2 separate regions of the Homo sapiens genome follow, and region 2 is linked to region 1. The links are chromatin loops, found by intact Hi-C in ENCODE. Cell type or tissue: endothelial cell of umbilical vein. All regions are shown on one strand. Each heading gives the region's core, and the rest is flanking DNA. Links, peaks and the distances in the headings are about the cores only.

Region 1 (12,970 bases), core at 4,007-6,506:
TATTCTTGCTGCACTTTATGCAAATAATCAGGCCAAGTATAATAAGACTAAAACTTAATTGCAAACAAATCAGTACTACCATGATTTGTCTTTGATAAAAGTGAAACTGGAGACAAAAAGACCATAACATACCTGTTGTTAGATTCTAGTCTTGTCCATTGTTATTGAGTTTTAAAATATTATTTTCTATGCAACAAATATCCAAGCTAACATTTTCAAGTTTTTCTTCCATTTTTCTGAGTTAAACACAATAAAATTGCTAGTATCTCTTTTCTAAGGCCCTGCAGACTAAAGTTTATTTCTTATAACACAGGCAAGAAAAATGTGTCAGATTGCCAGCATCTTCCTCCTCTGTAACTAAAGATGCTTTGAGTGTAACGTCTGGGTAGATTATGCCCACGATTAATGTTTGTTTTTCTTCTGGTTCCATATAAATGCCTCTTATTAAAAGTCTATTTGTCTTATATTTTGACAACAGGAGGTTGGTTCTCCAGTCAATTCACTTACATTTCAAATGGCATCTGATCTCTTCTTATAAGCATTGTTAAACTGGGCTTAAGCATTTTATTAATCACTGGGTGCTATTTGATTTTTAAAATAATTATTTATTATATTCAACAGGGGTACAGATAATTAAAGTTTATGTCTTCAGGCTTCAGCCATTCCAAGTCACGCTACTGATGGCCCAAGGAGTCCAACCCTTACCATCACAGGAGGATCCTAGTTCCTACTAATCTTTAGAACAGTCAGTGAAAAATTTCCATGCCCTCCAAGGTTAGGCAGGGATGACAATCCTATTCAGTAGGAAGTAGCTTCAGAAGATGAGATATTTGGCCCTCTCTAAGAATAAGGAGAATATAATCTCTCAGGGAGGAACTGAGATAGAATAGGAGTGGGATGTGGCTCCCTCTTCACATATTTTTTCTTCTTTATTCTCTTCACAAAATCCACAGCACTATCTTGCTGATGCTATACCAACTAATCCTGAGGCTTTAGTCACACATAGAAAACAGTCATTCTTCTGTGCTCTCATAATGTTTAACCACACCTTTTATTTAAAATATTCTAAAAGTTGGACTTAGGAAATCTTAACACTGAACCACAATTGCAGAGTGTCCCACCTCGGGAAAGAATGCTGAACAATTGATTTACAGCCTTGTCGTTGCTGGCCAGACCACCAGGTGGCCCATTACTCAAGATAACCATAGCAACAAGATGCGCTGACCTGCATACCCTACCCATCATGTGCTTTGCCCAGCTCAGCCTGAATGTTTTACCCCTGATGTCAATTCCTGTGCTTTGCCTAATCAAGCAAACAAAAAACCCTACTGGATTTTTTTAAGGAGCCATCCAGAGGATTCTTACACCTCACTTCTGCTGTCTCCCTTGCACTTCAGCACAAGCCCCAAAATAAAAGCTTTGTCTGGGAAATCTGCTTGGCCTCGTGTTAATTTCCATTACAGGGGAGGCCAAAGACCCTGTGATCTATAACTCTCTCTCTCTTTCTGTCATAAATTAATGAATGAAAACTGAAATGCATCCAATGCCACGGAGAACTTTTATTAGTGATCATTTCACTTAATAATTTAATTCGTCTCACCACACCTTGTTTCTTCAGCCATAAAATAGGGTTTATAATGTATCTACTTTGTAGGGCTGTTGGGAGGCAGAGAAAATATGTATAAGATGCCTAGATTTGTGCTCACACGAAGTAAACGCCTAATAAATGTTGGCATTAAACATTTATATGAAGAATGTTTTGATTTTCATGTTCTTTTTGAATACTTTTTACTTCTTCAATTTTCTACAATGAGAAGAATTACTTAATAATCACAAAGCAAAACAAAGCATGAAGGGCTTTAGAAAAATCTCTGGGTGATATTAATTCAATATTGAGCTCCAAATATAAAGTTCTATAGAGCGAGGTTGAGTTTTAAAATTTGTGGCTTATAAATAGCGCCTGTCAGGCCAGGCGCAGTGGCTCATGCCTGTAATCTCAGCACTCTGGGAGGCTGAGACAGGCGGATCACCTGAGGTCAGGAGTTCGAGACTAGGCTGGCCAACATGGTGAAACCCCATCTCTACTAAAAATACAAAAAATTAGCCGGGCATTGTGGCACGTGCCTGTGATCCCAGCTACTCGGGAGGCTGAGGCAGGAGAATCGCTTGAACCTGGGAGGTGGAGGTTGCAGTGAGTGGAGATTGTGCCACTGCACTCCAGCCTGGGCGACAGAGTGAGACCCCGTCTCAAAAAAAAAAAAAAGAAAGAAAAGAAAAGAAAAGAAATAGGGTCCATCAGAATAACTGTATACACAATTTGAAATATTTTATCAATATTCTTTAAATATTTTAACATTAAATATTAATAGCAATAATGGATCTTCATGGTAAAATGTATCTTTGTGTTATGCTCATCTACATATACTTGACTAAATTTGTGTACCTTAAAGTTGCCACAAAACCCCACCTCCTAAAGGCTACAGTGTTTCTGGATGGGTGGTTCACAAAATATCCAGTTGAACTTGTCTAAGATTTTTCTGAGCATATGGTGAAGAGGTGGGAGATGATGCTTTCAGTTACTCATACTCACTGGCTTTGCCTGGGCTGATACATTTCTGGAACTTTAATATTATTCAAAATAAAGTAGAGAATTGAGCACAATGTATTTGATTATTTCTGACTGTTGGTTGGTCTCCAGTGTTGATAGGAGTCTGGCAATAATAACACAGCAATACAGTCTAATGGCTTTGGATTCTTGAGTTTTAAGTCATTTTGTAACTCAAAGATGGATGTTCCAATTTTAGTTTCACTGCTGACTGGCTGCCTATTATTATCACACTGTCCTGTTTTTCTTAAGCATAAAATGGGGTTATAATGTTGACCTTTGTTTCTCTTTCAGAGTATTTGTTTCAAAATTCTTTAAGGTGTAGTGTAACAATGCATATAATGTGCCCAGACAAATTAAAAATATATAACTAGGAAAATAACTCAGGGAAATATCTTGAAATAAGAAAAATAAAATAAACCTAGAAGTGAGTAGTAAATTGCTTGCCAAGAGATACTGTGTACTTATTGGATACAGGCCACGATTTCAACTCAACGTGCTTTAACAGCCAATGAAAAAGGAAAAAAAATGGGTTATACAACTCAGAGGGTCAATAAAATAAAGTTGATCATGTCAATAAGCACAAAATCAAAACAAAGCAGTTGCTCCAGAGAAACTATGTTACCGGTAATTTCTCCACAGTAAATATATAGGTACTTTTCATAGGGCAATTTCTTATATGATTCTTTAAATTAGACCAATAAATGAACACCAAAACGTAATTTTATATAATTAATCTATATGGGGCCAGAAAACTATGTACTCATGTACAAGCTTTTTGATAATCTGGCTTAACCCATGCACTCACATTGAAGCTCCTAGAGAGACTTGGAAGGATTGCATATCTTTTAGGCAGTCCTCAATTATGCATCTTTAAAGTGTACCTTTGTTAAGAAGCAGATTGCAATTATAACATGTTGCCAGTTAGATTTCAAGTTAACTCACAGTTAAGTTTCAATGGACTGAAAAGGAGAATTGACTTCTTGTGAAAATTGAGTTTAAGAAGAACAGAAAGCTAACCAACCTCTTCATTCAGATGGGTGTAGAAATCATTGGTGAGCAGGGCTGGACCAGGATTCTTGTCTTGAATATGAGTCATGGAAGCAGGTTGTTCAACAGAAGAGCAAACTAAAAATAATCGTCTGGACACAGTGGCTCATGACTATAATCCCAGCACTATGAGAGGCCACAGTGGGAAGATAGCTTGAGGCCAGAAGCTCAAGACCAGCCTAGGAAACATAGTGAGATCCCGGTCTCTACAAAAAACAAAAAAGAAAAAAAAAATTAGCTGGGTGTAGTTACTTTTGGGAGGCTGAGGTAGGAGGATCACTTGAGTTTGAGAAGTCAAGGGCAACAGAGCAAGAAACTGTCAAAAAATAATAATAAAACCAAACAGAAATTAAAAATAATAAATTGAAAACAGACATTTAAAGAGATGAGTCTAAACAAACAAAAAACAGAAACAAAATATAATTTTAAGGTAAAATTTATTCTAAAAATAAAATATTAATTTTAAAATATGGAAAAAGCAACTAAGTTTAAAACAATAAAGTTTGAAAATATGTGCAATATAAAAAGCTAGATCTAAAAAGCAAAGTTATGAATGAGATTATTAAGACTAAAAGTAGTTTCTAAGAATGTACAAATAAAGTAAAATTGTTTTTATTAAAAATGTAGGAGTCACCATTTAAGTTAAAGAAAAATAAGAGTGAGGCAGAAAATCCAAAATATAAGAATAATGAAATTAGAATAAAACTTAGGAATAAATGTTATACAAGTTAATAATACATTTTAAGTCAATTTTGAGGTGCTGAACCATAGAAATCAATGTTTAGTAAAGTCAGAAAACTCAACCACAGTGTAGGTAGGCTACTGGGAGTCCTTAGTAAGGAAAGGTTTTGGTTTGAGGTGGCTTGAAGGTGCATTCTTCCTTAAAGGAGCAGAACTATGCAAATTCTTTAGCCCATGTCTTTAGTAAAGGCCCTCATTCTTGTCAAAATTTTCACAATTATAAGTAAAATTGTGATAAACACTTATATACCTACATCTTTGCACTTTTTTAAAGAGAAAAGTTCTGAAAGTTTAGTTGGCTAAAGTATATACTTTTTTTAAAAGATTTTTGATGCTATGTAATGCCAATTTGTCCTCCTGTGACTGGTAGTAATTTATATGTAAACCAACAGTTCATGAAACATCTATTTCACTCCCCCCTTGTATAAGGTTATTATGATACCATTTTCATTACTGCTGATAATTGAAAAATATCTTATTTCAAATTGTGTTTCTTTTTGATTGGTATTGAGATTGAACCAACACTCATTAAAGAAGTATTTGTTTATTCTGAACTCTTCCTCTTTTCTCTGTTTATCTTCATATAAACAGACGAGAATAATTCTCACAAGGCAGATAACTTAACTGGCAAATGACTTTGGTGTAGTCATTATATACAAAACATGTTTGTCCATATCTCTTTTGTTAAGCAGGCATTTCCCAAGCTTCCTGATTACCAGCTAGGTCTCAAACCTGGCTTGATTCCTAAGAAAATGGAAATATGATGAATTGATGGTAGTTATTTAAATTCCCAAGTTTATTTGGTGACATAAAACATGCTAAGATGACTCATGAACTTCCAGTTTAACTAAAATTAAAATGAAACAATAAGTTAAACTCAAACTGTTCTGCTGAATAATCAAAAGTAGATGTCAGCTGGGTGCAGTGGCTCACACCTGTGATTCTAGCACTTTGGGAGGCCAAGGTGGGAGAACTGCTTGAGCCCAGGAGTTTGAGACCAGTGTGGGGAACATAGAGAGACCTTGTCTCTACAAAAAATATTTTAAAAATTAGCTGGGCATGGTGGTGTGTGTCTGTGGTCCCAGGTACTCAGGATGCTGAGGTGGGAGGATTGCTTGAGCTTAGAAGGTCGAGGCTTGCAGTGACCCGTGATTGTACCACCCTGCATGGGTGACAAAGTGAGACTTTGTCTTAAAAAAAAAAAAGTCTACATACCAATGGCTGGTTTAGGATTATTGAATTATCTAATTATTTTGTTTCTTTTTGCGTATCAGATCTCAAAAATGAAAGCAAAGTGATACGAAATTAATATATTTTAATTGTAACATTCTATCCAATTCAAATTTTATTTTCTGATACAATTTATGGACTACACATTTATGCTCTTGTCTAATGCATAGTTAAGTCTTCTTTGGTTGGCCTTTAAAATGTTTTTCCACTGTCCATTTAGAGGATATTGCATATTCTGAAGATAGGGTCAATGGCTTCTATCCTCTAAATCAGTGAACTAGAAAATAACGTCTGTACATTAAGAAATATTCACATCCTCACAAAAATAGTTTAAATCGTGAAAAGGGAAGACTGACATTCTCACATTTTAAAATTAGATTTCAGATTATAACAGGAAAGGTTTAAAATTTCTTAGAAAACATAAAAATTACAAAGTATATGGTAAAAAATCTTAAGTAATTTTTACTTTAATGGCAATTGTTCAAAATGTAGAGAACTGTCTGAAAGCTAGAAAATCCAAGATTGACATTTCATTAGATACTATTTTAGGATTGTTTTTCTTGGTTTTAATAGAGTTCATTGAGAATGATTTTTCAACAAGCAAAGAGACATTAAACATGTAAATGTAAGACTTTTATTTTAGGAAAATGGTTGACTAGCTGAGTAGGTAAACCCATCCCAGCATGGAATCTCTGCAGTAATAGATTAAAAGTGAAAATCTTTTGAAAAGTCATGGTAAAGATGATAAATTAAGAAAAACCATCAGAGGGCAGAACTGATAAGAAAACACAAATCCAAAATAGATGAGGTTGAAGTCAGTGTTTGCTGTTTACCTGAACAGCATCTGCCAGTAGTTGGTAACCTTGAGCCTGAATTATAATGTTGCCTGCATGCATGGAGGCTGGAAAGAAAGTACTAATAGTATGAACTTGAGTTTCATAGAAGGCTGGATCGGAGATAACCTCAAAAATCTGAGACTGCTCTTCCCAGACAGCAACACCCTCAGTGACTGAACTTGAGGGAAAACACCCTTGCGGAGGAAATGTTAATACTTGTCTGTCTTCTTGCAATATTAATTATGCATTTTTATATTTTATCATGCTTTGACATCTTGGGGTCTTGCTGATCTTGGAGAGACTGTCCCTTCCAAGGATAGCTAATTGCTAGAGATAGCGAACAACTTGCCTATGAGCATACCTTTCATATGCAAGCCAAACAATCCTGTCTCTACCTTCAGCCACCTCCTTTATTAACTCTCACACACCATACCAATATTCTCCCTGCTCTAAATCACCAACCAGGTACTAGGTAACTAGAGACCACCACTATAGCCCAAGGCCTGCTGAAATTTTAAAAACAATTTCAATCTTGTACTTGCTCAGCTTGCCTACTCCCTTTGTTCCTGAAAACAAAGAAAGAAAGAAAGAACACAATCACGGCTTTTGTCCATGTTTCCCTTTGTCCCTTCTGTCCCCTAATTGACCCTGGTGCTTCCCCAAGTGGCTTTGCATGGTGTGGCATGCCCTATCCTCTGGGGGACTGTGAGCAATAAACTCTTCTTTCAAGGCAGTTATCTCCATGTCTGTCATTTTATCATACCTGATTAAAACAAATCCCAGGTACATATTAAAACATCTTGGCTTTGGGTAGAACAGAATGTAAAATTAAAAACAAATACAAGAACAATGAAAATCCTTTAAACTCCTAACCAGAAGCCCTTACATACATAGGTATGAGGCAAGAATCACATTGCCATGTGACTTCAAAACCCAAGTCAATAATTAAGTTAAAGTGATTCTGGATTGGTGATGGCCCCATGAGCTTGGCAAAAGGAGACAAATCTGCTATGGGGGAAAGAACTTAAACAATTTCCAGGCAATTTTTAGAGTTCCAGTGAGTATCATCTCACAACAAAATACCATTAAAAACATGAAGAAATAAGTCATAAACAAAGTTAGCAGAAATCAAATCAAATTAAATTCTCCTTTCCTCAGGGCCCAGTGGCTTGGAACTTCTGCTTATGGTGGAGGTAGAGAAAACAATTTCTCACAACCTTGTTCCTTTTCCAGGACTTAGTTCTCTGGTGCTGGGAGTGGGGGGAAGGAAGAAGGGTCAAAAAGCCGTTTCCATATGCAACTGCCCATAGTTGATTAGCTGATGTTTATTTTGTTCGTTGAAATCGCTCTTCCATTACTTAAGCAAACCCACCATGAGGTAGATTACTTATCCTTTTCTGTTTTTTGCAGCCACACTTCTATGGTAGGCATTCAACTGCTGGTTTTCTAAAGGGTAGATGTTTGTTGGTTCTGTGAAGGGTTCTAAGGAAGCCTTACCCTTTATAGTTCCCTAGCTTGGGAGAGTCAGCTGAGGCTTAACCACTTAACCTGCTCATTTCTGCTGTGGGAGGGGCATTCTATTACTTCGTGTTGAGAATTTTCTCTTCTAGTAGCTCTCTTGAAGTGAATTAATTTATCTTATTGACAAACTAATTTCTTTTTTTTTTTTTTTTTTTTTAGACGGAGTCTCGCTCTGTCACCCAGGCTGTAGTGCAGTGGCAGTGGTGTGATTTCGGCTCACTGCAACCTCCACTTCCCAGGTTCAAGCAATTCTCTGCCTCAGCCTCCTGAGTAACTGGGATTACAGGTGCCTGCCACCAGGCCCAGCTAATTTTTTTTGTATTTTTAGTAGAGACGAGGTTTCACCATCTTGGCCAGGCTGGTCTTGAACTCCTGACCTCATGATCCACTCGCCTCGGCCCCCGCAAAAGTGCTGGGATTACAGGCGTGTGCCACCGTGCCTGGCCTGATAAATTAATTTCTAACCAGCACCTAAGGTGATTGTCAGAAATATCTGTATCCTTGCCATACAACAGAACAGGCATACAGGTTACCTCCCCACCTTCTCCTTGCTGTTTTCTCTCCTCGACATCTTTCTTGACTTTCTTTTCTCTCATCAGCAGCTGTAAGTCTAGGGCACCCGATATCCTGCTGGCTCAGTAGTTAGGAAATTTCACACAAGGGATGATCAGCAGTCACAACTTAGTGAAAGGGGTAATGGTTTTAGCAACCTCCATCTTGTAGGATGACAGAGAATATACTGGATGCTTCTCACCAATGGGAGGAGTAAGAGAAGCTGCTCCACAAATTCTCATTCCCGTCAATAACGACTTCTAGCCTGCCTTCATTTTATACAGTCCAGAGGAAGTCAGGAAGTAAAGGGTTGGAATGATGAAGAGCTCCAACTGTGCTGAAATAGTGCCCCTTAGCAAGCCTCTCTTGAATGTGATTGAGCCCACAGCCGGTAGTTTTCTGACTTTAGAATTTGGCATTACTTGACATTACACTGTGGATTCTTTCATCAATTCTGGGAAAATAAGAAAATGCATTTGCATTATTTGGCTTTAGACTGTGGATTCTAGGCATTAATTCTGGGACAATAAGAAAGTTTTCTACCAGTATTCTACAACAGTGCTATAGTAACATAACTTATCATCAAAGAACAAAAATTGTCATTCGCATAAATATTAGCATATAAGTAACATCATTGAATTATCTGTACCATATTAAAACTAACGTTTGTAATGACAATTTAAGTTTTAAAATATGGAAAACTGGTTGTTGGAAATAGTATAAAAATATAAATAATATCAGAAATGAACCATAAAGGTAAGGCTTGTGCAGTTAAATATAGGTGTATTAGTCTGTTCTCATTCTGCTAATAAAGACATACCCAAGACTGGGTAATTTATGAAGGAAGGAGATTTAATTGACTCACAGTTCCACATGGCTGAGGAAGCCTCACAATTATGGCAAAAGGAAAACAAGATACAACTTACATGGCAGCAGGCAAGGGAGCTTGTGCAGGTAAACTCTCCATTATAAAACCGTCAAATCTCGTGAGACTTATTCACTACCACGAGAACAGTATGGAGGAAACTGCCCTCATGATTCAATTATCTCCACCTGGCCCTGACCTTGACCCATGAGAATTATTACAATTCAAGGTGAGATTTGGGTGGGAACACAGCCAAATCCTATCAATGGGTAAGATCATTATTCTAGTTGCACAATTGTTCTGAATGAGTTGTGAAGAGAGCCATTCAAACTGAGAGATTCTGGGGTGTTAATTTCCTTTATGAATTCAATTTTATGCTTCTGAGATGTATCCTATTCTACACTACTTTGAACTTAGAGGGAAAAATCTTTTTAAATTTTCATTTCTAGTGTCTCTGTTTCTTAACCAGTTTAGTATAATAATAATATAAATTTTGGGTAGCTATGCAAAGTATTGTAATCCAGTCTTTCTATATATTAGTATAAGAAAACGGCAAGCTACTTCCACATAGAATATTGATCCAAAAGTATAATTAAGTAAAAAATCAATTTAAGGTCTCCTTCTCATCTGATGGCCAAAGTTTAGTAAGATTTGTTTTTACTTAATGTTTATTTATTCATGAGTTCTTACTGATTTCATACTAATAGTTAATTTCAGACTTTTGTCTTTTAAGATTGATGTATACATGAACTACTCAAATTCATGTCAAGTCCAGTATCTTTCAAAACCATTATATTTCTTTAGAAAACAGAAAGAAATTGAGAAATTCTAATTTAAAATTATGACAGGAGCCTTATCCATTGACAAAATTCTCGATTATTGAAAAGCAAAGAGTAGTTAGAACAAAGTGAAGATTGATGTAATGCTCAGTATATATCTATGAATGAATTTATTAAACCTGTAGTTGATGTAATTGGGAGAAACAATAGCTCTTGAAAACACAGCTAAGGTTTATGTATGACTCTTGCCTGGTGCAACAACTTAACAAGCTCTCTGGGGAGGGTTTATCACAAGTATCTGTATCATATATATTGCTTCCAGCTGGATTAGCAATAGTTGGTCTGTTCCTGAAGTTTCCAGATGAAGTTAAAACAAAGGGCAATACTTTTCACAGTTCCACAAAGCCACACCCTGAAAAAGAGAAATCATTTTTAAAAGTTTTATTTTATGGAAGAAATGTATCTTCAAGATACATTCCTAGAGCTTCATTTTGAAAATACCTGTTACCTTATGTATTATTCAAAAGCAAACATTCGTGAAACTCTTTTCAAATTACTTTGACCTTTTACTTTTCCACTGGCTATTTGGCCAGATAATTGATGTGACAGAGGCTTAGATTTTAACCGTTGTGTGGTGATAAAAACACAATGGTTGATTTATCTTTGTGGTGGGATATTACTTATGACCACAGAATTTTAGATTGTCACCTGAGATCTTGGTTCCCTAAATTAGTAATTTTGCATTTTTTTCTAAAGTAATTAACTGATTAAAATGCATAGGACCTCTTTCCCAACCCACCTATTTAAAAACCCTATCATTCATGGAAAGAAACAAATCTTAATTTAAGTTCCTCAAGTTGCATTCTTCAGGTTTGAATATATAAAAGAAGAATGCAGAATTCTTTTTTGGCAAACACTATTGTTAACTGATTTCCTATTCTTCTTTTCCAGAAAACTCTAGTGGACGTATATGATTCATTTCAATAGGCTAAAAAACATTACTGTCATAAAAGTTCACTTTTGTTCATTTTTTATCATTTTGGAAAAGCTAAAATATTGTACATCATTATGTTATTTGTGAACATACTTTCCTATTCCAATGTTCAACATGCTTTAATGATTCAAGCAGACACTTCTTGGGTCATCTGGTGTCCCTCTTCCTGCCACCTATAGTCTTGGAAGGGTTTAATGTATAAGCTAATGTCAATATCATGGTTTCTCATATTCTTTATTCCTAAAAACCTGGGCTTTTTGAAGTATAGCTGATTCAATGTTTTAAGATCAGATAAATAAGAATGGGCTTTAAATATCTTGATGTTTTCAAAAACAAGAATACTTTCAGCAGTATCAGAGGTGATATGGAAAAGGGCAAGGCTGGGGAGGAGGCCCTGGTCTGTGAGAAGGCTTCTCAGGACCCAGTGTATAAGGTAACATCAGAAAAGAAAATAAAAATGATTAAATTAAATTCAAAGAAGTTGTCTGTTAAAGCAGACATGATTCCATTATAAAACTGTATCAGGTGGGGCACCAGGGCTCACACCTGTTATCCCAGCATTTTGGGAGGCTGAGGCGGGTGGATCACCTGAGGTCAGGAGTTTGAGACCAGCCTGGTCAACATGGTGAAACCGTGTCTCTACTAAAAATACAAAAAATTAGCTGGGCATGGTGGTGGGTGCCTGCAATCCCAGCTACCTGGGAGGCTGAGGCAGGAGAATTACTTGAACCTGGGAGGCAGAGGTTGCAGTGGCTGAGATTGCATCATTGCACTCCAGCCTGGGCAACAAAAGTGAAATTCCGTAAAAAAAAAAAAAAAAAAAAAAAAAAAACCAAAAAACAGAAACTGTATTAGTTCGTTCTTACACTCCTATGAAGAAATACCCTAAACAGGATAATTTATAAAGGAAAGAGGTTTAATTGATTCACAGTTCTGCAGGGCTGGGGAAGCCTCAGAAACTTACAATCATTGCAGAAGGGGAAGCAAACATGTCCTTCTTCGCATGGCAGCAGCAAGGAGAAGTGCAGAGCAAAGTTGGGGGGAAAGCTTTTTATAAAGCCATCAGATCTCATGAGAATTCACTCACTATCATGAGAACAGCATGGAGGTAACTGCCACCATGATTCAATTACCTCCCACCCGATCCCTTCCGTGACACATGGGGATTATGGGAACTACAATTCAAGATGAGATTTGGGTGGAGACACAGCCAAACCATATAAAAAACGGAAAAAGCTCAAATTAAAAAGTGGTTGGGGCTTCCAAGGTGGCTGAATAGGAACAGCTCCAGTCTGCAGCTCCCAGCGAGATCGACATAGAAGACGGGTGATTTCTGCGTTTCCAACTGGAAACAGTGGGAGCTCATTTTTTTCTGGTTGCTTGTGTAAGGCGGCTTTTGACTCAAGGTCTCACAGCAGTCTATGCTCTGGATGCTTCTCTAGTTTATTAGCATGTGGAGACGGGATATCTTCCAGGCATACAATGATTCTACTTCTATTAGGTTTCTTTCAGTATGAGGAAACACATTGTCTTCAGAGGACACCGCATTCCACCGAAAGCTGCACTTTCTCTGGAAAGTTCTTTCTGAGCTGAAATTTGACTCCCAGTAACTTTAATTAGTCACCTATAGCAGTTTTAAAAACATTTTAATCTACTCATGAGCTTTAATGACTTTAAGCTAATGCCTCTTATACAGTAATGTGTTTAACATGATATGTTTAAATATGTCTGTTAGCAATTGTACTTTTATTAACTATGGTAAATAAGAATAATATATTTCTATTATTAGCAATAATA
Region 2 (12,970 bases), core at 245-2,744, 500 kb before region 1:
TGCTGAACAATGGTTAATTAAGATATTGCTAACACAATCGAGTGATAATACAGTTTTACTGCAAAAGAAGCACTTCAAACCTATTATGTCCTTAGAACTTCCAGAGTAGCCACTGCTCCCAGTTAAAGGTGGGTCAGTAGCCTTGCAGAACTGTCCTGAGAAGTTATTGCTGGTGCTGGCCAGCCATGGCTTAGGACTCCAACAGCCACTCTGAGGGAGGGGAGAAGGGAGCAGAGGCCACGCAGAATGAACCGATGGGGTATTCAGTTGCTGGCAGCTACATTGTGTGGCATTCTAGCATCTTCAGGTCTTTAGATCTTGGACAAGTTGGCAGGGTATTTTAAAAGCTATAACTACTGTAGTTTTCCAGTTTTCATTGCTGCTTTAGCAAACCACGCTGTCTTACAGTGGTACTTTCTTCTGGCCACTGCACTGTAGATAATTCATTGGAAACAAGATTTACCCACTACATAAAAGGTTAAACTCCTTCAGTATGTTGGAGTGGTTTCTTTTTTTTTTTCTTTCTTTCTTTTTTTTCTTCAGGTTTATATCTTCTCTAATACCTGCATGTGGCGTTTAAAAATCAAGACCACGGTCAAACCCCTCTTCTAATCACATTAATTGTTTCCATTCTTTTTACCCTGAGTGAGCACTTTTCACTTTCCAGCTAGGTCTGTTTTTCAGCTTGCAGACAAGATTGAGAAATCCTTGAAAATTTGGTTTTGGTTAAAATTTTTGGTTTATTTATTTGAAATCCACACTCCCTTGGAAACTCTTAAGTGCATTTGTGCACTTCTGTTTGTTTGTCTCAAAGAAGGGACTGTAACAATCTGAGTAATTTCCATGTCCTCTTCCTTATTCCTCTAGTGGTTGAAGCTGTGTAGCATTTTAACATATATATATTCACAAATATATTCATATAAACAGTATACATTTTGAATCAGTCATTTGTTAAAGAAAAGTATATTCAATGAAGATGAAATTTAAATAAAAAAGGACAGAGTCTATCCTCCAGGGATTGAACATTTTCCAATTATCTGGTCTTTTCCTGTTGTGCAAAAATGACTCATTGCTCCGAATGTCAAAAACAAATGCGACAAACAATGGCACTTCATCATTTAAAGTAATGTTGCCAAGAGAAAAAATTTCCTGGGAGGGAGGTTTCCCACAAGCCAAATCTCCTAAGCCTCAAATGCTAGCACTTTTTGGCAGTTGGATAGGAAATGAGACATTCTTTGGCAGCCAAAATAAGAGAGGCCGATGGTGAAACTTTTTGAGACACCCTATGGCCTTCTTGTCAAAACCTTCACTGGAGCTCAAGAAAAGCATTTCTGTTGTGTTATTTGCAGTGCAGATGATGTCTGTGTAACAACATAATGGTTATTCACCTTTTTTTGATTTTGATTTTTGCTGTGTTATCAAAAACTTGAATACTGTGAGAAGAAGTGAATTTTCAGTTGACGAATCAGCATCTTGTTCCCATGGTGATAACACTAATTGAATATATCTATGAGGGCATGTATTAGTTAATGGAAAAAAAAATACAACACTAACAATACATAGCTGCAATGTGTACAATGGCTGATTTAATTAAATAAAATGTACAAGTGTTAAATGTGGCAACGGTGATTTGTTCTTCTTTATCATGAATCTGTGATTTCAGGAGAATAAGAGGTTTTAAAAAGTTGAGCTAGACTTGAAACCAACAGAAAGACACAAATTGCTTTTTTTCTTATGGTTTTTATTTAGTCGCTGAATATGCTATATGCCTGGCACTGGATTAAGCACTGGGATAAATAGATTTTGCCTCTGCCCTCAAGAAATTCTTATTGTTCTTGTTATGCAAAAGAAGAAAATGAGGATTTTTGTTTTGGATCACTACTAAATGAAAGAAAATAGGAATTTGGGGACTTGCAGGGGATGAGAAAGGGTAAGTGGGATTGGCAGCACAGCAAGACTGGTTTGGTTCTCTCCCATGAGGCCATGGCTGTCACTAAATACTTTCTGTCTTTGGGAACAGCAGTTGGCTCTGGAGTTTTCTTTCTGTCTTAGAGCCTGAGAATTTAAAATTAAATGGATATATTAATATAAATAAAGACAGGGTAGGACTATGGAAAATCAAAATCAGTTGTGTGTGGAGAGTTTTGTTTCATTTTTTGAAAAATCCCTTTACTGTTGCTTTAATATTTTTTACAGTAAAAACAAAACAAAAAAGACATGATTTAGAAATTGAGTAGGTTTTATTTAAATCTTATCTGGTATGAGACAGGAAGCTCACTGGATCTGATTTCTATCCTTGGTTGATTTACAGGTCTTCTGAACTTAAAATACCAATTATGCTTGACATTTTTCAAAGAAAACAGTTAAAAATAATTCCAAAGTAGGAGTGTCTGTGTGATCATCTCTCTCCTTCTCATTTGTTTAATGTGCTGTACTTTCTACTTACAGGAACTCTGGGCTTGTGTTACTTTGGGTTTGATTAAGGAAATCAAAGCATCAGAGAAGATTCAATGTCTTCTCATGTTTAATTATTTGCTGTGCAAAACCCATTTTTGTAAAAGAACTTCAGTGAGTCATATGCCGTTTTACAGAAGTATATTTAAAGGTAGGGTGGGGGAAACTTCCAGACTGAGAGAAGATTATGCACCACTCATAAATCATTTGTATTAGTCATGAAGAGGTGAAAGTGACATATAAGCACTCGGAAACAGGCTTGAATTGAATTTGAAATTAGTTTGCTCGTGGAGTCACTTGATTTCTGTAAGCATGGAGAGTCTGGGTGTGGGCAAGTAGTCAGGCAAATGAATAAATCAGATAAAGAGAAGTTAAACGTAGGTCTAGTGAGAACCAAAATCACTACGAGGTTCTCCTGAATAACAGAATAAAAATGAACTGCTTGCTTTCATCATGCTCTAAAAGAAAATATTTCAAAGTCTATGTCTTTGGTTGCCACCTCTGCTTAAAAACTATATGCTCCTTCCTTCATTTAAGGTATCATTTCTCTTTCTAATCTAATTGAAGCTAGAATTACAATCATAGACTGAATCACCAAAGTAAGAAAATCTTTTAGATATCTGTGCGGTGGGGATGGAGGGGGCGATGTCCTGAACACAAATTAAAATACTCCTATTGGGTTATACTCAGGCCTTCTGGGAAAAACAAAAGTACTCCCTGGCTTTAAATTAGTTCCACAGTATGAAGTAAATAGTGCATATGGATAGACTTTGGATGGAGCTATTATCTATGGTAAACAGAGACATTTGGCAGTGGCACATGTAATATTTCAAGAGATGTCTTCAGTCACTGGAGACATTCAGTTGTTCAGTTCATGGAATGTTTCCATGAGGCAATGTGACAAATTGGTAAGTGTGTTATCTTACAGTAAGACCTGGATTGGAATCAGTCCAGCTCTGTCTAGCCCCCTTCCATGACTTTGTAAAGGTTTATCGACTGGATGACAATTTCCTCATCAGTAAAATAGGAGACACTGCTACTAGCCTTGGATGCATCTCACTGCTCCAGGCAGGGAAGGTCAGCCAGCCCTGGCCTGTCTGTCACTCCTTAGTGTAGAAGAGCCCCTGTTGTGCAAGTATCCTTGATGTCCGTTCATTGTGGATCCCTGTTTGTGACCCTCTGCCTCTTTGTGTAGGAGTCAGCCTCGGGGTAGGTGTTAAAGGCATTAGCTTACCCCTGTAGGTTAGAAAATACAGTTAAATCTTTTCCTATTATAATGAGAATCACAGGGATGTTGTCAGTTAAGCCCTTCGATTCACTTCCCATTTGGAGGAAGGACTCTTCAGGATCTCTTTCTGTTTCTTCAGTGGGCCCTGTATTAGTCAGGGTTCTCTAGAAGGACAGAACTAATAGGATAGATATGTATACGGGGAGTTTATTAAGGAGTATTAAATCACATGATCTCAAGGTCCCACTATAGGCTGTCTGCAAGCTGAGGAGGAAGGAAGCCAGTCCGAGTCCCAAAGCTGAAGAACTTAGAGTCCAATGTTTGAGGGCAGGAAGCATCCAGTGTGGGAGAAAGATGTAGTCTGGGAGGCTAAGCCAGTCTAGTCTTTTCACATTTTTCTGTCTGCTTTATATTCTGGCCATGCTGGCAGCTGGATTAGATGGTGCCCATCCAGATTGAGGGTGTCCCTGCCTTTCCCAGCCCACAGACTCTAATGTTAATCTCCTTTGTCAACACTCTCACAGACACACCCAAGATCAATACTTTGCATCCTTCAATCCAATAAAGTTGACACTCATTATCAACCATCACAGGCCCTTATAACTCGGTTCTGGTTTCCATTCCTTTTTCTTCCCCCACACTCTCTATTTTGAGGTGTTCTTTTTTTCTTACCTGTCAAAACTGACTACAGAATTGGAGAGAGTCACTCAAACTCCCCTACTGAATGGCTATGCCCCCATTAGCAGCAGGTCCTCCACAGCTGCTACAGAGCATTGTGGGCAGGGTCTGGGCTTGACTGGAGGTGGCTATGGACACCTCAGCTGCCTTTATGATGTGCAGAAAAAACTGAATCATGATATCCACAAAAAATACACATACGCATTGTGCCAGTTTTTCCTGGCTGTTGATCAGAACTCAGACCTCGTCTAGGCTGTGCTACAGAACTCACATGGCACTGGTACAGCAGCAACTTCTGGATGAAAGGTGCCTTGTGTGAATTTTTCAAGTGACTCACAGATAGGTGATACCTTGGAGCCTTAGAGAACGACCATAGCATACCCTTTCTCCTCAAAGAGTCAGGGAGATAATTTAGAGTCTATTGTTCTAACAATCCAATTTGTGTTCAGATTAATGTAGTAGTTTCCTAGGGCTGCCATAACAAAATAGCATGAACCAGATGATTTAATCAACAGAAAGTCATTTTCTCACAGTCCTGGAAGCTAAAAGTCTAAGACTGAAATATGGGCAAGATTTTTTTTTCCTGAGGTCACTCTCTTTGGCTTGCAGACCACCACCTTCTCGCTGTCCTCACATGGACTTTCCTGTCTGTGTGCCCACATCCCTTATGTCTCTGTGTATGTCCAATTTTCTGCATTTTGTAAGGATGCCAATCATATTGAATTACAGCCAACCTTAATGGCCTCATTTAACTTAATCACCTTTTTGAAGACCCCTATCTCCAGATGCAGTCACATTCTGAAGTAGTGGGTGTTAGGGGCTTTGACATGAATTTGGAGGAGGAGAGGACACAATTCATCCCCTAACAATTGGGCTTAATCCAAAAAACAAAGCCCTCTAGGTATTTTAAGAAGGAAGGGATCTAATGCAGGGGATTAGAAACTCACACCAGTGTCAGGAGTGCCACAACAAATGAAGGCAGGTGTAAACCAAAAACGATCTGAGACAGGTCGCAATCAGTTTAGAAATTTATTTTGCCAAAATTGAGGACATGCCTGGGAGATAGGTCTGTGCCTTCTTCGAAAATAATTTTGAGGGCTTCAGTATTGAACGGGGAAAAGCAGGCTGGAGGAGGAAAAGGAAGGGTATGATCACACTACTAAATTCACATGCTGCAAGGGAAAAGGAGCAGGTAGGGGAATACTCAATTATGTATTCGTTTGGCACTCAGTAAATTGGCGCTTTACATAGAGTAGCTACCCGTGGGGATTTTTAACCTTTTATTGTAGCTATCTGCTTAGAAACAAAAGGAAAGTCAGTGTCTTGCTTGACTCAGCTTTCAGCTTAATTTTTTCCTTGTGGCATAGTGCATTGGGGGTCCCAAGCTTTTATTTTCCTTTCACACTGAGGAGCTACTACTGCTACGAAGAAATCCACCAGTGCAGAAATCAGAAATCCAAGCTGCCACTGAAGGGCTCAGATTCATGTAGCAGCAAAGTATATGTTTCTTAGGAGATAGCCCATATATGGCTGCAAAAACACTCCATGTGTCTTCTGCCAGAGTCCATGCACCTCTCCCCAGCTGCTCCCAAAGGTATAATCATTTTTCTTCTCTTTCCTTTTCAAATCTTGGGCAAACAACTTTCATCGGCAAAATCAAATACATAACCCCACTGGAAAGGGATTCCAAAAAATGTATACCTGAGGCTCTTCCCCCAACATGCAGGGAAGAATGTAGAATAGGTCCAAAATAATGCTCAGCTGCTAACAATCAATCACAGTGGCTAAGCCAGAGAATAACAGTCTTCATCCATCCACAAATGCATGCAATTCAAGACCTACTATATTTTAAACATTGTGCTATAGTGCTCAGGGTAGACTGGGCCAAGATCATGGCCCAATGGGTCACTTTTGCTGAGTTTTCACTATTGCCAGTTACTATTCAATGCTCTTCTTTCATCTCCATCACAATCCTAGGAAACAGATCCAGGTGAGGAAACTGAGGGGAAAAGAAATTGAATAACATGCCCCAAATCATGCAGAGAGAAAACGACAAAGCTGGGATAAGAACTCAAGCAAATGGCACCAACAATAAACAACACTCCATCTTTGAAAAACACAGACCCTTCCCTTTGGATTTATAATCTTGCAGCAGAGACATATTGAACTGATCATTTAACAATTAATTAAAAATTACTTTTCTTCCGGAAAAAATTCTTCTTCTTCTGGAAAAATATATTTATAAAGGGAAACAGACCTTATTCAGTAACTTTGTCATTACTATTCTGAAAAATCTCTTTCTTGCTTCTCAAGCCCATTTTCTCTTCCTTATCTGCTTCACATTTGGCAGATGAACTTGACGCTGTTTTATAAGAAAGTAGATGTCAATGGGCATGAATTACTACAATGCTATATTAGGGTTCTCTGGAAAAACAGAACCAATAGTGTGTATGTGCCTGTGTGCATGCATGCCTGTGTGTGTGTGTGTGTGTGTGTGTGCACACATATATAAAGAGATTTATTGTAAGGAATTGTTCCACATGATGATGGAGGTTGAGAAGTCGCAAGATCTGCACTCAGCAGAGTGAGCAGAGCTGATATAGATTCAGTCTGAAGGCAGGCTTGAGATCCAAGAAGAGCCAGTGTTTCCGTTTGAGTCTGAAGGCAAGAAAACTAATAGCTGAAGGGCAGTCAAGCAGAAGTTTTGTCTTAGTTTCTTTTATTTTCTTTTTGTTGTTGTTCTATGTAGGTCTTTGATTGATTGGGTGAGGCCCACCTGTATTAGGGAGGGCAGTCTGCTTTACTCAGTTCACCCATTCAAATGTTAATCTCATTCTACAAACACACTCACAGACATACCCAGAATAGGGTTTAACCAAATATCTGGGCACCCCATGACCCAGTCAAGTTAACACGTAAATTAGCCATCACAAATGCCTTTTCTATTACTACCTCCAAAATTGTCTGTATTTACGTGAACCCTACTACTCATTGTTCTCACAAAGAATGCTCTCTTGTCTCCTGGATTTATGGCCTGTGTCCTTGCTATGGTCTAAATATTATGTTCAAAATTCGTATGTTAAAATCACCCTTGCAATGTGATGGTATTAGGAAGTGAGGCCTTTGGGAGGTGATTCATATGTTGAAATCCTCCACCCTCAACATGATAGTATTAAGAGGTGGGGCCTTTGGCAGGGCTTCACCTTCATGATTCGGATTAGCATCCTTATAAGAGAGACCCCAGAGAGCTAGCTAGTTACTTCTGCCATGCGAGGACACAGTGAAGGTGCCATCCATGAACTGGAAAATGGGCCCTCACCAGACACCAAATCTGCTGGCATCTTGACCTTGGATTTCACAGTCTCCATAACTGTGAGAAATAAATGTCTATGTTTACAAGCTGTCCAGTTTATGGTATTTTGTTACAGCATCCCAAACGGACAAAGACATTCTTGCTGTCCCCTCCCCATCTCCTGCGGCCTTGCTCTGTCATGGTGTGCTCACTGATGATGGCTTTCTCTCCCAGCCTGTGAGCACAGCTTATGAGAAAAATAGATTTATCCCTGAATCCTGTCTTTACACCTAACTAATGCTCTCTTTCTCTCTCTCTTTTCCTTTGCCTTTTTTTCTACATATGCTTTCCTAGTTTTTCATTACTCAATCTTCCTGCAGTGTGGCTTCAAAAAATGCTGAACAGTAAACATATTAGAAACTATGAGATATGGCTAAACAGAGGTCAGAAGAAAACTAAAAGCTTCAAACTAGGGTTCTAATTCCTGTGCTGAGAGTAGCCAGACAGGAAAATAATATGTGAATTGTCTGAACATAGAAAATCAGGAGAGGGGCTGGCCTATGGCAAACTTAAGAGAACATGCCACATATTATATATATTGAGATAAATAGAAACCTTCAATTTATGAAGGTTTTAATGTAGGAAATAAAAATGTGAAAATGCAAAATATATCTAAGAGTTACCTTTTGAAATAATAATATTGATAATGGCTAGTAACATCATCAAGAGGTAAAAGAGAAAGTAGAAATATGCAATGATAAAAAAGAGAATGGAGGCTGAGTGCTGTGGCTCATGCCTGTAATCCCAGCACTCTGGGAGGCCAAAGTGGGAGGACTGCTTGAGCCCAGAAGTTCTAGACCAGCCTGGGCAATGTGGTGAAATTCCGTCTCTACAAAAAAATTTAAAAATTAATGAAATATGGGGATGCGTACCTGTGTTCCCAGCTACCTGGAAGGCTGGGGCAGGAGGATTGCTTGAGCCCAGGAAATTGAGGCTGCAGTTAGCTATGATCATACCACTGCACTCCATCCAGCCTGGGTGACAGAGCAAGACTGTCTCAGAACAAACAAACAAACAAAAACAAAAAAAGGGGGGGGAGATAATTAGAGAGGAAATAATAGATAATAGTAAGAAAATGTTACCTTATTTTTTGTAAGTAAATATAAAAACTCCAATAAGAGAGATGATTTTTAAAAGATAATTAATAAAATCTACCACAGAAGAGATAATAAAGGTAAACCCCAATAACCATAAAATAATTTGAGTCAGCAAATATTTAACCCCACAAGAAAGAATGAGATCTAGGTGCTGTCACAGATGGATTCTCTTAAACTCTCAATACACAGATAATTTTAATACTGAAACCACCAGAGACTCCCAGGAGAAAAATTCCTAGTTTATCTTGTTTTAAGACAGCAAGTATATCATTGGTACCCAAACTGGGCAAATTACATCAAAAGAACCTCAAAATAACACAACAAAAATTCTTAGACCAATTTCACTAAGGAATCTCTTTACAAAAATTACAAATAAAATATAATATAATTGACAATGCATTTTAAAAACAAACTATAAACAAATGGTTTCGTTCCAAGCAAAAATAGTTCATTAGTAATAGCTGTTAATGAAATTCCTCATATTGGAAGATTAAAGGAGAAACAACCACATACCAATGTTTCCATAGTTGGCCAAGAGGCATTTGGTGAAATTTAGCATCCATTTCATGTCCTTTTAAGAAAGTAGGAAGGGATGTATTCTTCCTGAAGGCAATCAAATTATGTATGTGTATGTGTATGTATGAATTGCATTTCCTTTACAAATGATCAAATAATCCTTTGTTAAGAGCACTTAAGTTACAATCATTTTAGCGTAGCTTTTGCAATAATTTGCAACAACAGAAAAAACCTTATCTCTGATTTCTCACCCAACACAACCACATCTCTCCTCTTGCCTGCCTTGTGCTGGCCCTCAGCATCACCAATTAAACCATTCATTTTTATTGTGGTTTTTTTTTTAATAAAGATGGGGTTTTACCGTGTCACCCAGGCTGGTCTCAAACTCCTGGACTCAAGTGATCCACCTGCCTCAGCCTCCCAAAGTGCTGAGATTACAGGTGTTAGACACACACCTGGCCTATCATTCCTTTTAAAATTGGTATCTAAATTGTTAGCTCATCTGCTTACAAGGTGATATCAGTTAGGGAGTATTTATGAATTCTTTCTTGTAAAAAGGTCAAAATCCTCATACATTTATTAAGAAACACAAAGAGAAAGCAAATTGAAGATTCTATTGTCACATAATACAGTTAGAAAGAATTTACTTTTAAGATGTAGTTCACAATTGATTTTGATTTTAACTAGAATTTGTGCTTCATCAGGAATACCTTTTACTTCATGCCTTTTTATCTTGTAACTTTTTTTTTAATTTAATTACGGGAACTAAGAAGGGGACACATGCTCCTCACACCAAAATTCATCTTGTTTGAAGATGAACACTGGGAGCATTTCTGCTTTAAAACTGAGAATAAGACAATAAAGTCCCCTATGTCCTTAGTGGCATAACATTAAAGGCAAAGTATTAAAGGCATAATATTAAAAAGGAAGTATTACTCAATTCAATACAATGGACAAAAAACAAGAAATACAGTATAAAAATAAAAAAAAGAATAGGTAAACATTGTCAATATGCAAACGATGTTTGTGAATCAGGAAAGCCAAAAGGAACCAACTGAAAGAAAAATTACTGTCAACCATTTGGTCACTCTTTTCAACTCATCATAGAATATGTCTAACTTTCCTTAACACACACACACACACACACACACACACGCACACACACACACACACACAGACCCCTCCAAATTAAAAATAAAAATGAAGGGAATTTTATATATCATTTACAATAGAGAATAAATGCCTAGTTATACATTTAGAAAGAGCCTATTTTAAAATGTTTCAAGTTTTTACTTCCATAAATGGAGGGACTTGCACTAACTTATATATATATAGGCATATAACAATTTAAATACATCAATTCCTTCTTAATTTATTTCTTAATTTAATAAGATCACCATAAAATTGCTTATAGGATTTTAATTTGAGTTGATAGGAAGAAAAAACAAGAATGTGAATTAATCAAGAAGATTCTATGGGTAAGAAAAAAAGGAATGTTGTCACCTGACTCAGTAGACCTACCGGATATTAAAATATATTTTAAGCCACTGTTTGTAAAACAGTTTAGTACTAGAGTAGCAAGAGACAGCGAGAGCAATGAAATAGGATGGGGAATCAATGGAAATTTGGCACATAATAAATACAGCATTTCAAATGAAGCCTAGACACTATAGTGTTAGGTCAAATGGCTGCTAATTCGGGGCAGGAAACAAAGCTGAATGCCTATGCGTTACCTTCACCAAAATCCCTTATAGATAGCTCAATTATTTACATGTAAATTTTTTTTAAAGAACCCGTAAAAGTAATAAAAGAAAGCTTAGGCAAACGGTTTATTACCTTTGGTTAGGAAGATCTTTGTAGGCAAGAAAAAAATCATGGTGGAAAAAAATAATACATTTGACCATATAAATATTTTAACTTTCCATGCAGAAAGAATATTATAAGCTAAATTAAAAGATAAATGGAAAAGCATAAATTTACTGTCCAAAAAAGTCTCATATGCCAACAATTTAACAGAAAAAAAAGCAAAAAATATGAACAAGCTGTTCACATAGGCACACAAAAACATTCAAATGACTTGTTTACCTGGGAAAATATCCTGGTCTCATCGATAATGAAAGAAATCATAAATCAAAACATTAAGATGCAACTTTTTAACCCATCAATTTCGAAATAATTACAACTTTTATAAGACCAAGTGGTCGCCCAAGAGTGGGAAAACGGGGCACTCATAGGCCAGTGGGAATGAAAAATAATGCACGAAGACAACACCTTTCAGAATTAAACATTTAGAAACTCCTTTGATTCAACAATTCTACTATAAGGAATTTATTGATCATCTCCATGCAAAAGGAAGATATTGTACCTTTTAAAAAATCATAGTAAAAATATTCAAATTTTATATCTATAACAGGATGCATAATGGAACATGTATAGCTGTTATCTTCAAGATATGTCTTGGCCCGAGCGTGGTGACTCACGCCTGTAATTGCAGCACTTTGGGAGGCCGAGGAGGGCAGATCACTTGAGCTTAGGAGTTCAAGACCAGCCTTGCCAACATGGTGGAACCCTGTCTCTACTAAAAATATAAAAATTAGCTGGGCGTGATGGTGCATGCCTGTAATCCCAGCTACTTGGGAGGCTGAGGCTTGCAGTGAACTGAGATCGTACCACTGCACTCCAGCCTGGGCAACAGAGAGTCTAAAAAAAAAAAAAAAAAAAAAAAAAAGATATATCTTATATGAGTAAGTAAGGTCCAGAGGAGGCGGCAGAGCACGTACTCACATTTGTGTAAAATGTAATTTATGTGTAAACATGTGGATTTATTCATAGTTGTTCTCCAGGTCTCTATAAAAAGGGAGACTCATCAAGTACTATGTAGTTTCTTTCTTGCCCCTTCCTTCCTCCCTCCCTCCCTCCCTCTCCTCCTTCCTTCCTTCCTTCCTTCTTTCCTTCCTTCCTTCTTTCCTTCCTTCCTTCCTTTCTTCCCTCCTTCCTTCCTTCCCCCCTTTCCTTTCTTCCTCTTTCCCTCCTTCCTTCATTTCTTCTTTGTTTGTCTTTCTTCTTTATCTTCTCTTTAATCATATGCTATTTAAAGGAAGGGTAGATGATCTAGTTATAAATAATCAAATACAACAGAAATAGATACTGGCAGTGAAATGTTGTTAATATATAAACAACACTTTGGTTTTAAATAATTGGAGAGGTGAGTTAAACATAGGAAAGCTGTAAATACTCAAAAAGAGCAATACCTTACATGATTTGTATGAAAAAAATGCAGTTACTTGTAAATATAAATAATAAAAACATCCAGTAGTTTTGACTTACACTGCATTATAGAGACAACACATGCAGACTTTGTAACCTGCCTGGTGAGCCTTCTGCAAATAAACGGCTCTTGTGGTACTGTGTCATTTCTTACCGTATAGAAGATAATTTCCCAAACTAGCCACTAGAGGGCAGCAGACAATCAGTCATTTGCCTTAGGAGTGGCTTCCACACTAGACTGGAACTTTCCGAGCTCCTTAGCTTTGTAACTGGAAACATTGCTGAACTTTTCTAGATCACAGTTTCACCTGTAAAATGTGGAGAGACTTGTGGACTGGCTGACTCTAAAACCTTTGCCAGCTCTAACAGGCCTCGATT

The links. Peaks named below come from ENCODE experiments on the same cell type or tissue, not always from the same donor. Only the 100,000 strongest peaks of a DNase experiment are listed, where the experiment ranks them.
Region 2: it touches region 1 in a loop (4-fold over the local background); 22 of 110 quality-filtered maps call a loop at or near these places.

Annotation. Positions count from the first base shown.
Region 1 is chr4:113,877,746-113,890,715 of GRCh38, forward strand. No RefSeq gene overlaps it. Among named protein-coding and RNA genes, the nearest start is that of ARSJ, 95 kb to the right of the region's middle. RefSeq lists an enhancer at 6,803-7,304. In endothelial cell of umbilical vein, for the core only: no CTCF peak of the experiment used is centred there; a DNase peak (open chromatin) is centred at 5,126; H3K27ac peaks cover 886 bases.
Region 2 is chr4:113,382,118-113,395,087 of GRCh38, forward strand. ANK2 (ankyrin 2) reads left to right here. Exons shown (of 46, transcript NM_001148.6): 46 at 1-1,619. LOC105377374 (a long non-coding RNA gene) reads right to left here. Exons shown (of 5, transcript NR_199847.1): 4 at 8,585-8,704; 5 at 5,376-6,333. Among named protein-coding and RNA genes, the nearest start is that of MIR8082, 240 kb to the left of the region's middle. RefSeq lists an enhancer at 3,361-4,090. In endothelial cell of umbilical vein, for the core only: no CTCF peak of the experiment used is centred there; DNase peaks (open chromatin) are centred at 1,314 and 2,634; H3K27ac peaks cover 2,025 bases.